2 separate regions of the Homo sapiens genome follow, and region 2 is linked to region 1. A link is a contact called in ENCODE Hi-C or POLR2A ChIA-PET data. All regions are on one chromosome and are shown on one strand. The core of a region is the stretch at or near the end of the contact, and the rest is flanking DNA. Distances in the headings are between cores, read along the strand shown.

Region 1 (3,947 bases), core at 1,216-3,715:
TAGGTCAGACTAGGAAAACTGATTTCATTGCTAATTGTGGGTCTATAGGATCTGTGTTTCTCTGAAAAATCTAGAAGATAAGATTGCAGGGAACTGGAGTATTAGCATGCAGCTTTTGTGGCATTCTCCTTGGCAGGGCACTTGCTCTGCATAGATATCTCCCATAAGCAGGAAATATTATTTTGTAGATCTTGACAGATGGGTCTAGCCCATAAGGAAGGACATTTAGGATGATTCATACCAACTGGCATATCAACAGACTTTGAAAGAGAGCTATTAAAAATGGGATTGTGTTAGCTCTGATTTGTGCTAAGTAAAATAAGCAAAACAAGGAGCCTATTAGAAAAAAGATGTGAGACATTTAGCATTTGAAGGTTTTGAAAGGCAGAAGAAGGGCACGTGATTAGTCCTTATTTTGCCACGTCGTAAAATTCTGCTTTTCAAGGAAGAGCTAGTCGTACAGTGATTTTTGCTTGAACCTAACATGTTATCTAAACATGGGCAGAGCTGGACATACATACAAGTGAGTGGGTTCCTTCACATGGGCTCAAAACGATGTAACCACATGGAAAACTCTAAATCGAGAGCAGTTGTAACAAGTACACCCCATAATTATATGTCTTTTCATTGCCTTCCCTCAGCTCATATCTTCACACGTGTTTACCTGAAACTTCTTCATGTGATGAGCTTAAATGTTACTTCCTCAGTGAGCATTTTGGCACCTCTAGGACTCTATTAAATAATCTCCTTGCTCTCTGTCCCCTTTCATAATATGTAACATACTTGTAATTAATTGTATAGTTTCCATCTTCTGAACCAGACCATGTATTCATTTTATCTGCTACCATCTCTCCAGCAACTAGCATGGTTTAGGCAAATAGATGGTGCTCAATAAATATGAATTGAATTGATAACAAACATTTCAAGAGCTTGGCAGCCTCACCAGTCTAAGCCAATTATGAATTCTCTTCTAACTCTGCATCCAATCAAACCCATAGGAGAGTCAAGAAGAATGGTACCTTTTAATTCTTTAAATAATGAATTTGTGTAGCATTGCTTTTGTAAGGGAAAAATTATAACACTATTAATTTTTTTTCAAGACAGAGTGTTCCTTTATTGCCCAAGCTGGAGTGCAGTGGCATGATCTTGGCTCACTGCAACCTCTACCTCCTGGGTTCAAGCGATTCTCATGCCTCAGCCTCCAAAGTAGCTGGGATTACAGGCATTTGCCACTACACCCAGCTAATTTTTCTATTTTTAGTATAGATGAGATTTCACCATCTTGGCCAGGCTGGTCTCGAACTCCTGATCTGAAGTGATCTACCCCTGTTGGTCTCCCAAAGTGCTGGGATTACAGGTGTGAGCCACTGCACCTGGCCCACTATTAATTTTTTTAAAGTGTAGTTTATCTTCTAAGACCAAAGGAATAAAGGGAGCTAATATGTATACGGAGTCTTAGACTGTTCTTTTTTGGAGAGACAGCTGAGAATATATTATAAGATAATATGGACATTATGATCAACAATGTGTACAGGTCAATTCTACATTGATCAGCATCCACTTGTTTTGGTAACACACTCACCTATTAAATAAGATCACAGGATTTGTGAATTTCTCATATATCTACGACTATGTCTCCATGAAGCTAATCCAGAATAAAGAGGCATTACTTCCACAGGAATAATAACATAGTAATAGCTAATGCAGGATTTCCCAAACTCAACACCATTGATATTTTAAATAGGATAACTCTTTCTTTTCTTTTCTTTCTTTCTCCTTTCTCTTTCTTTCTCTCTCCCTCCCTCCCTTCCTTCCTTCCTCCCTCTCTCTCTCTCTCTTTCTTTCTCTCTCTCTCTTTCTTTCTGTCTTTTTTTGGTGGAGTAGGGAGGTAGGGGGCTTTTCTGTGTATTATAAAATACCTGCATTCTGCCCACTAGAGGCCAGTGACATCCCCCACCCCAAGGTGTGACAATTAAACGTGTCTTTATACACGTCCCCTGGGAGCAAAATTGAATTCAAATGAGAATCACGGAGCTAACTTTTACAAACTGCTTAAAACATTCCACCTCCCTACCAAGTGTTCCCAGAAGCAACCTCATTTAATCTTTCAAGAAAATTACTATGAGATAGGAATAATTAGTATACCCATTCTATAATGGAGAAAAAGTTTAAGGATTGCTGAAGGTCACACAGCTGGTAAGTACCGAAAGTCAGGCTTTCCTCACTACTCTGTTCTTCAAGTACTTTGTGGGTGGAAAAGCAAAGCAGCGGGAGCGAAGCAGGTGTCGGGCATTGCTAATGCGAAGGCTCTAGGACTGCTTTGCAGCAAAGGCCAGTGAAGGACAGCCCAGAACTCCTTACAGGACTTCACTAAGGAGGTTACCCTAGGGCAATCAGAACTAGTCTATCTTCCTTTTTTTTGTGAGCTTGCCAGCTGTCAGCAGGCCACATGCTTAAGTAAACAAGAAAGATATAAACAGGAAGATGAAAGCCAAAATTAAATTTTGTTGTTGTTATCTGTTCTCTTACATTTAGATATAGCGAACCCACACAAAGTGAGTCTATTGCCTGGGTGCCAGATTTCAGCCTGGGGTGCCAGACTTAAAATCCAATGCCAAATTTTTTTATCTTAAAGACCTCTCCGTGTCTGGGAGGGCCAGAGAAAGAACTCAGATAGGGCCAGGCTGAAAGTGTAGGCTCTGCCTGTGGCAAAACTGTTTTGTGAGCAGTCCCCATCCTGTTTCTAGAAGAGAAGAGCTACCCCAGTGACATCAGGGACCAGGGAGTAGGGATGAGACTCCTCTAGACCTGGCTGATAAAAGATACCGCAACAGTTAGTCTCTCTCAGCAGTATGATTTGGCCAAGGCCAAAAGAGATGTGGCAACAGGGAAAAGCAAGAAGGTTCCCAAGTATGTGTCCCTTTCTGGGAGCAATCAAAGGAAACCGTAGGAGGAGAGCAAGTCTATGACCATACTAGGAAAATTTTGTTGTTGTTGCTATTATTGTAGGAGTTTTGTTTTGTGTCAAAACTTAGACATGAGGAAAAGCTGTCATTTTCATTAAATTTTGATGTGAATTTTTACCCTGAACAATTGAATACCATTTGATCCTTTGGGTTTGAAAATCATCTTTGAAAACTTCTGGAAACCATCTTTGAAAACCATCCTCATTTACAGGAACCGCCAAAAAAAAAAAAACAGTGCTCCTGACTCCCACTGTACCACTGTCCCCCTCCTGCAGGATGACAAATGTCTCATTTGCCTGAGACTGACGGCTTTCCCAAGATGCCAGGCTTTCAACTCTAAAATCAGGACAATCTCAGGCAAACTGAGACAGGTTGCTCACTCCCCCAACCCAATCCCCTCCTCTACAACCGCCCGGCCCGGCACAGACTGGACTGCCTTGCCCTGGAAATGCCTTGGAACAGCCAGTCATTTCTCGGCAAGCATTTCTCAGGCACCTATAAATATTCTTCGTGCACCTATTAAGTCCCAGAGGCACTGAAGTGAGAGAAAGATAATCCTGACGTCACCACGGGACTGACTAGTTCGGCAAACAGAAAGTTAAACCTCTTTTGCAGAACTGAGTGAAAGAGCTGTGGGAGGTAAGAGGGAGTCCCCAGTACAGACTGGGGTCTTAGGCTTCTCAGAGAAGGTGACACCATGGCTGAATCTTACAGAGCAAGTAGGAGTCAGGCAGATGCAGAAGGGGGCAGAGGTGGGCAGGAGGCTGCAGACAAGAGGAGGAGTGTGAGGGGGCACCGACGCTGTAGGAAATGACCCATGCAGGAGACGCTGGTGTAGGACCCCCCCTTCCTCGGTCACGGATCTCAGACAGCCCCTTTAGTCCTCCTCCTCGGCTTTTTCTTCAAACCCCAGGGAATTACTTGTCTACTGTCCCCTTGGGCTGCCATCAGCCATGCCATCGGTCTTTCTTTTCCCACCAA
Region 2 (4,239 bases), core at 1,320-3,819, 390 kb before region 1:
CTGGGAAGCAGGGTCGGGCCGCTCCAGAGTCCGGGGGGCGCGGCGCATTCCCACGAGGGGCCGGGGCGGCCTGAAGGCTGCTCCACCCAGTCCCACCCTGTAACGGGTTCACTGGGGCCTGGAACACAAATCTCCCAGGCTGCTGGTTTCCTTATTTGATCACTCCTTTGCGTCTTCAACAGAATAAGGCCAACTCATCACACTTTCCCGGCCGCCTGGAGCCCCGAACCCTGTCATCCCCCAAAAGCAGCATGACCAGGGTTGGTGAGATTAGCCATAAACAACCAGATGATGTGACTGGGCAAATCACATCATCTCTCTGTGCCTCAGTTTCTCGTCTGTAGAAAGAGGGGGCTGTTTTAGGATCTCCGCATTTTTTTGTACAGCTCTAATGTTCTTTTGTTTTAGGTGGAGAAGCCTGAACCCTTTTTGCCGGACAAATGTCCCCAAGTTCCCTTTTCTTCCACGTTTATTTTCGTACTGCCGGTTCCTTCCCTCCCCACCCGCGAGTCAGCCCCACTGCGTCCCAGAGAGCAGCTCCAGCCCGCAGGGCAGGACACCTGAGCCTCGGAGCTGAGCCCTGGCCGCGTTTGTCTCGGAGAAACCACCAGGGGGCAATAGAGCCCAAGGATAGAGGAGCAAGGCTCCACAAGGCCTTTCCAAAAGTTTGTCCAATTTGGCGTGAATTCCTTTTTCCAGTTTGTGTGATTTGTAAATTGCGCAGAGTGATTTCAAGATCCCCCGTTTGATCATTAGCGCTAAGGTAGATGGATGCAGCCCGGGGTTCATAAAGAATGAGGCACAAAAGCACTAATGAAGAGCAGGCTAGCGCACCCGCAAGACCTAATGGCAGAACAAAATGGGGCGAACGTGAACAAAGCTCACTTGAAGTGCAAAACTTTGGTTCTAAGGCCATGCATACAGTGGGTTCTCAGGCCATGGGGCAAAAGGCATGGAAACAGTGGGCCGCACGCCGGTGTGTCTTTTCCTAAGTTTTGCAAATATCGGGTTCGTTTTGCGATGGTGAAGTGGGAGGTAGCCCGGGAGGTGAGAGAATGCAGAGGAAATCAGTTAAGAGAGATTCTCCTGATAGGAAGAGGAGGTGGCGAAGGTTTAGGTTAGAGAACCCCAGTTCTTCATGCAGCAGCCACCTTCGCCCATCCTGGGAAGTTTCTGTCTGCCTGTAGAGCAGAGCCGCATCCCTGCCGCTGTCTCCGAGGGCAGTGTCGGATGGTTCTTTCATTTGTTTCCTGAGAATGGTTTACAATATAGATTAGCGGGGCCCCAGAGGAAACTGGGGTTTGCTCACTGCAAACAGCCAAAAGATCTTCAAGAGAGAACGTGTTAGGCTGGAATATCATCTTTTCCCACATGTGCAAGACTCTTGGATTGTGTTTGCTTTCAAAATCCATAAATGTTTTTATTAAACTATATCTTTCTTGTGGCCCCTGCGCACACAAAGTACTTGCAGCATATGTAAACGCTTCCATTTTGGTTCTCCTTCAGGAAAATTTTGTAACTCCGCAGTAAATATTTGCTCTGGGGTGAACCTTGGCAAGCGATAAACTCCAAAATCTGGTTTCACTGTACGTGTTTGTGTGCACATGTGTATGTTTTAACAGTATGTATATATTGGAAAATTTGCGGGAGAGCTTGATATTTTTACTTCTTTGCTGCGCCGCAGGAAAGTATAATGACTGTAATTACTTGGATAACATTTTAAAATTAACCAAATTCTCTTTCACATTCGATTCTTCCTTGTGTGCTGCCAGCCCTTCCTCCCAAATCATGTCAATTAAATATTCTTACAATGTCACCCTTTATAATGCCTTTAGTGTAGTGATTTTGGGGGTATATTTTAAAGTGATAAAGTGCAGTTTTGCTTCCTAAATTCTGTCTTAATAATAAGAATGTAAAAATTAAACAAATCATGATCTTTATTATTCTTTTATGTTTATAGTTTCTTTTCCTCTAATGCTTTAATCTGTAAGCCAAAAAATTTCAGAGAGATAAATGGAGACAGCTCAGTAGCATGGCAGGCAGAGTCAGGATTTTGGATTCTCATCCCTGAAGAAAAACTTGAAGTTATTCCTCTGTGATGAAAAATACTTTATTTTTATGAAGAAATGGAATCTGCTGAGGTTGAATAAATTAGAAAACTCTATGGAAGATCATTAAAATATGAAAACTGTTAGCATTGGGCTGTGTGTTAGTCATCTTTAAGAGAATAATCGGGAATTATTAACTGACTTTGACCTCATGAGCCTTGACATAATAACTGTGGCATTCGCGGTGTCCCTGGTGTTTTAAAAACCACCCTCCTCCCCCGCGTGCATTACAAAAATATGTCCTCTTCCTCTCATGTTGATTATATGGGTTTTATTTATTCTAATGACTGCTGTAGAGAGAGAAAATGCAGCTCTGAGCAGGGAGAAACAAGAACCCTTGTACACGTTTGCTGTGGGGTGGGCTGGCCACATAAGTTGAGTAGCCTTTGGCCAGATAAGCAAATGCACACTTCGCCTCCCAGTGAAAACATCATCCCCAACAAACATCATGTGGGCCTGAGTCACTCTCTGGAGAATCTGCTTCTCAGAGTTTGGTTTGGCAGTTCAGGCAGATATAATCCTTCCTTTCATTTTCCCCTGCCCTTTTGAAGAGCAATAATTTTCAGTCCCCTCACACCAAGGGCACTTTGAGAGATGGCCTACAGCTACACGGAGGAAGTTTCTTTGGCACAGCCTTTTGGGAGCTGTGAATATTTGAGGCTGTCTCAAATGGGGACTGTGTCCTTTGAATGAAGTGTTACACAGATGTGTGAGTGAATCCATGGGAACAGAGGCAGATGTTAGGGAGTTAGAGAATTCTGAGCTCTGTGGGCCGTGTCAGTCTGAAGAAAGGCAAGACGGCTGTTAGGTGCAGCCTGTAAGTGCTGTTCATCGAACTGGCCTCAATTCGTCTGCGCTTGGAAATAACTGAAATTGTCTGACCACTAAAAGTGTGATACAACTTGGAAGAGGGGCAGGAGAATACATTTTACTGGGGGCCATAGATCTGGCTTGGGCAAGCAATCTGTGTGTATTCAGATCCTGCATGTTTCTGAAAGATGATAGATGGATAATCGAAGCACACTTCTGCAGAATTTTTTTCTAGAGTATTTCAGTCCAAAAGAGCGCTAATGTGAGCTACATAGCTCATTTTACATATTACATTATATTACACATTAAAAAAAAGGTGAAATTATTTAATAGTATTTTTCATTAAATGCAATATCTCAAAAATATCACTTCAACATGTAATCAATATAAAGTTAGTATTGAGATATTTTACATTTTTTGCCCCTTCCCATATATTCAATAGCTGGTGTGTATTTCATTCTCAGAGCTCATCTCAGCTTGGACCAGACACATTTCGAGTGCTTGGTAGCCTCAGTGACCAGTGGCTGCTTCACTGGAGAGTACCAGTTCCAGATCATCTGGGTGCGTGTACAAAGTCACTAACAGATTTCCTCCCACATTTCTGTGAAGGTCTATGAAATTTTAAGTATCATAGGAAAGATTGAAGAAAATAGGTTCTAAAGCAGATGTATATTTTGAACACTGCCATTTTAGCTCTGAGGCTTCAAGCCATGATTAAGGAATATGTGACCTTTGAAAGAAGTAGGTGATGCCTTTTATAGATTTTATTCCATTTAAAAATATATTTTTAATTATAAAAATGAATCCATACTTACTATAGAATACTCAATACAAGGTCTAGAAAATAACAAAAATCATCTAGAATCCCACCATCTATAGCTAATCACCTTTTGAAGTTTTGGAGTATTGCTGTTCTCGTATGTGGATCGGTTTCATAGTTGTCATTATACTGCAAATGCCCTTGTATATCTTGCTTTTGTTCACAGTGTTATATCACAAGTATCTGTATTTGTTGTTAAAAGCTCTTCATAAGAATAATTTTGATCATCTGGATGATTCATCATATGGCTGAGCCATGGTTTACTGAAGTCAGTGACTTTGGTAGGGTAGTAGTTGCAGTAAGCTCACTAAATGTGACAAGAACAAAAAAGTTATTTTATTGAAAAGTCACCCTACTGTGTGGCCATCCTCATCCCTCATATTGGCGGCCTTCCTTCCATGACTCTAGACAGCTCCGGGAAACCAGAGCCCTTCTACTCTTAAGCTTATTTTTTAGAAAAAATATCTTAGAAAATAATCTCCCTTTCCCCACCTAATCAAT

What was found. Hi-C counts contacts between places; a loop is a spot of excess contacts on that map. ChIA-PET counts read pairs that join two places held with the same protein, here RNA polymerase II (POLR2A). Pooled maps may share reads with other maps.
Region 2: a loop to region 1 is called in a map of sigmoid colon, with 4 times the contacts of the local background. The contact joins two enhancer-like sites. A Hi-C loop is called at or near these places in 2 of 168 maps with a recorded cell type or tissue (aorta and sigmoid colon) and 6 of 50 pooled maps. POLR2A ChIA-PET finds 5 or more read pairs at or near these places in 1 of 52 experiments (activated T-cell).

What each region holds. Positions count from the first base shown.
Region 1 is chr7:25,455,474-25,459,420 of GRCh38, reverse strand. No RefSeq gene overlaps it. Among named protein-coding and RNA genes, the nearest start is that of NPVF, 230 kb to the right of the region's middle. Within about 2 kb of position 2,465, at least 11 of the 41 ENCODE cell types and tissues checked have a DNase peak (open chromatin) inside an H3K27ac peak, as active enhancers do; they include sigmoid colon, where a contact is called at or near this core.
Region 2 is chr7:25,848,166-25,852,404 of GRCh38, reverse strand. No RefSeq gene overlaps it. Among named protein-coding and RNA genes, the nearest start is that of LINC03007, 60 kb to the right of the region's middle. RefSeq lists a silencer at 557-606. Within about 2 kb of position 2,569, at least 17 of the 41 ENCODE cell types and tissues checked have a DNase peak (open chromatin) inside an H3K27ac peak, as active enhancers do; they include sigmoid colon, where a contact is called at or near this core.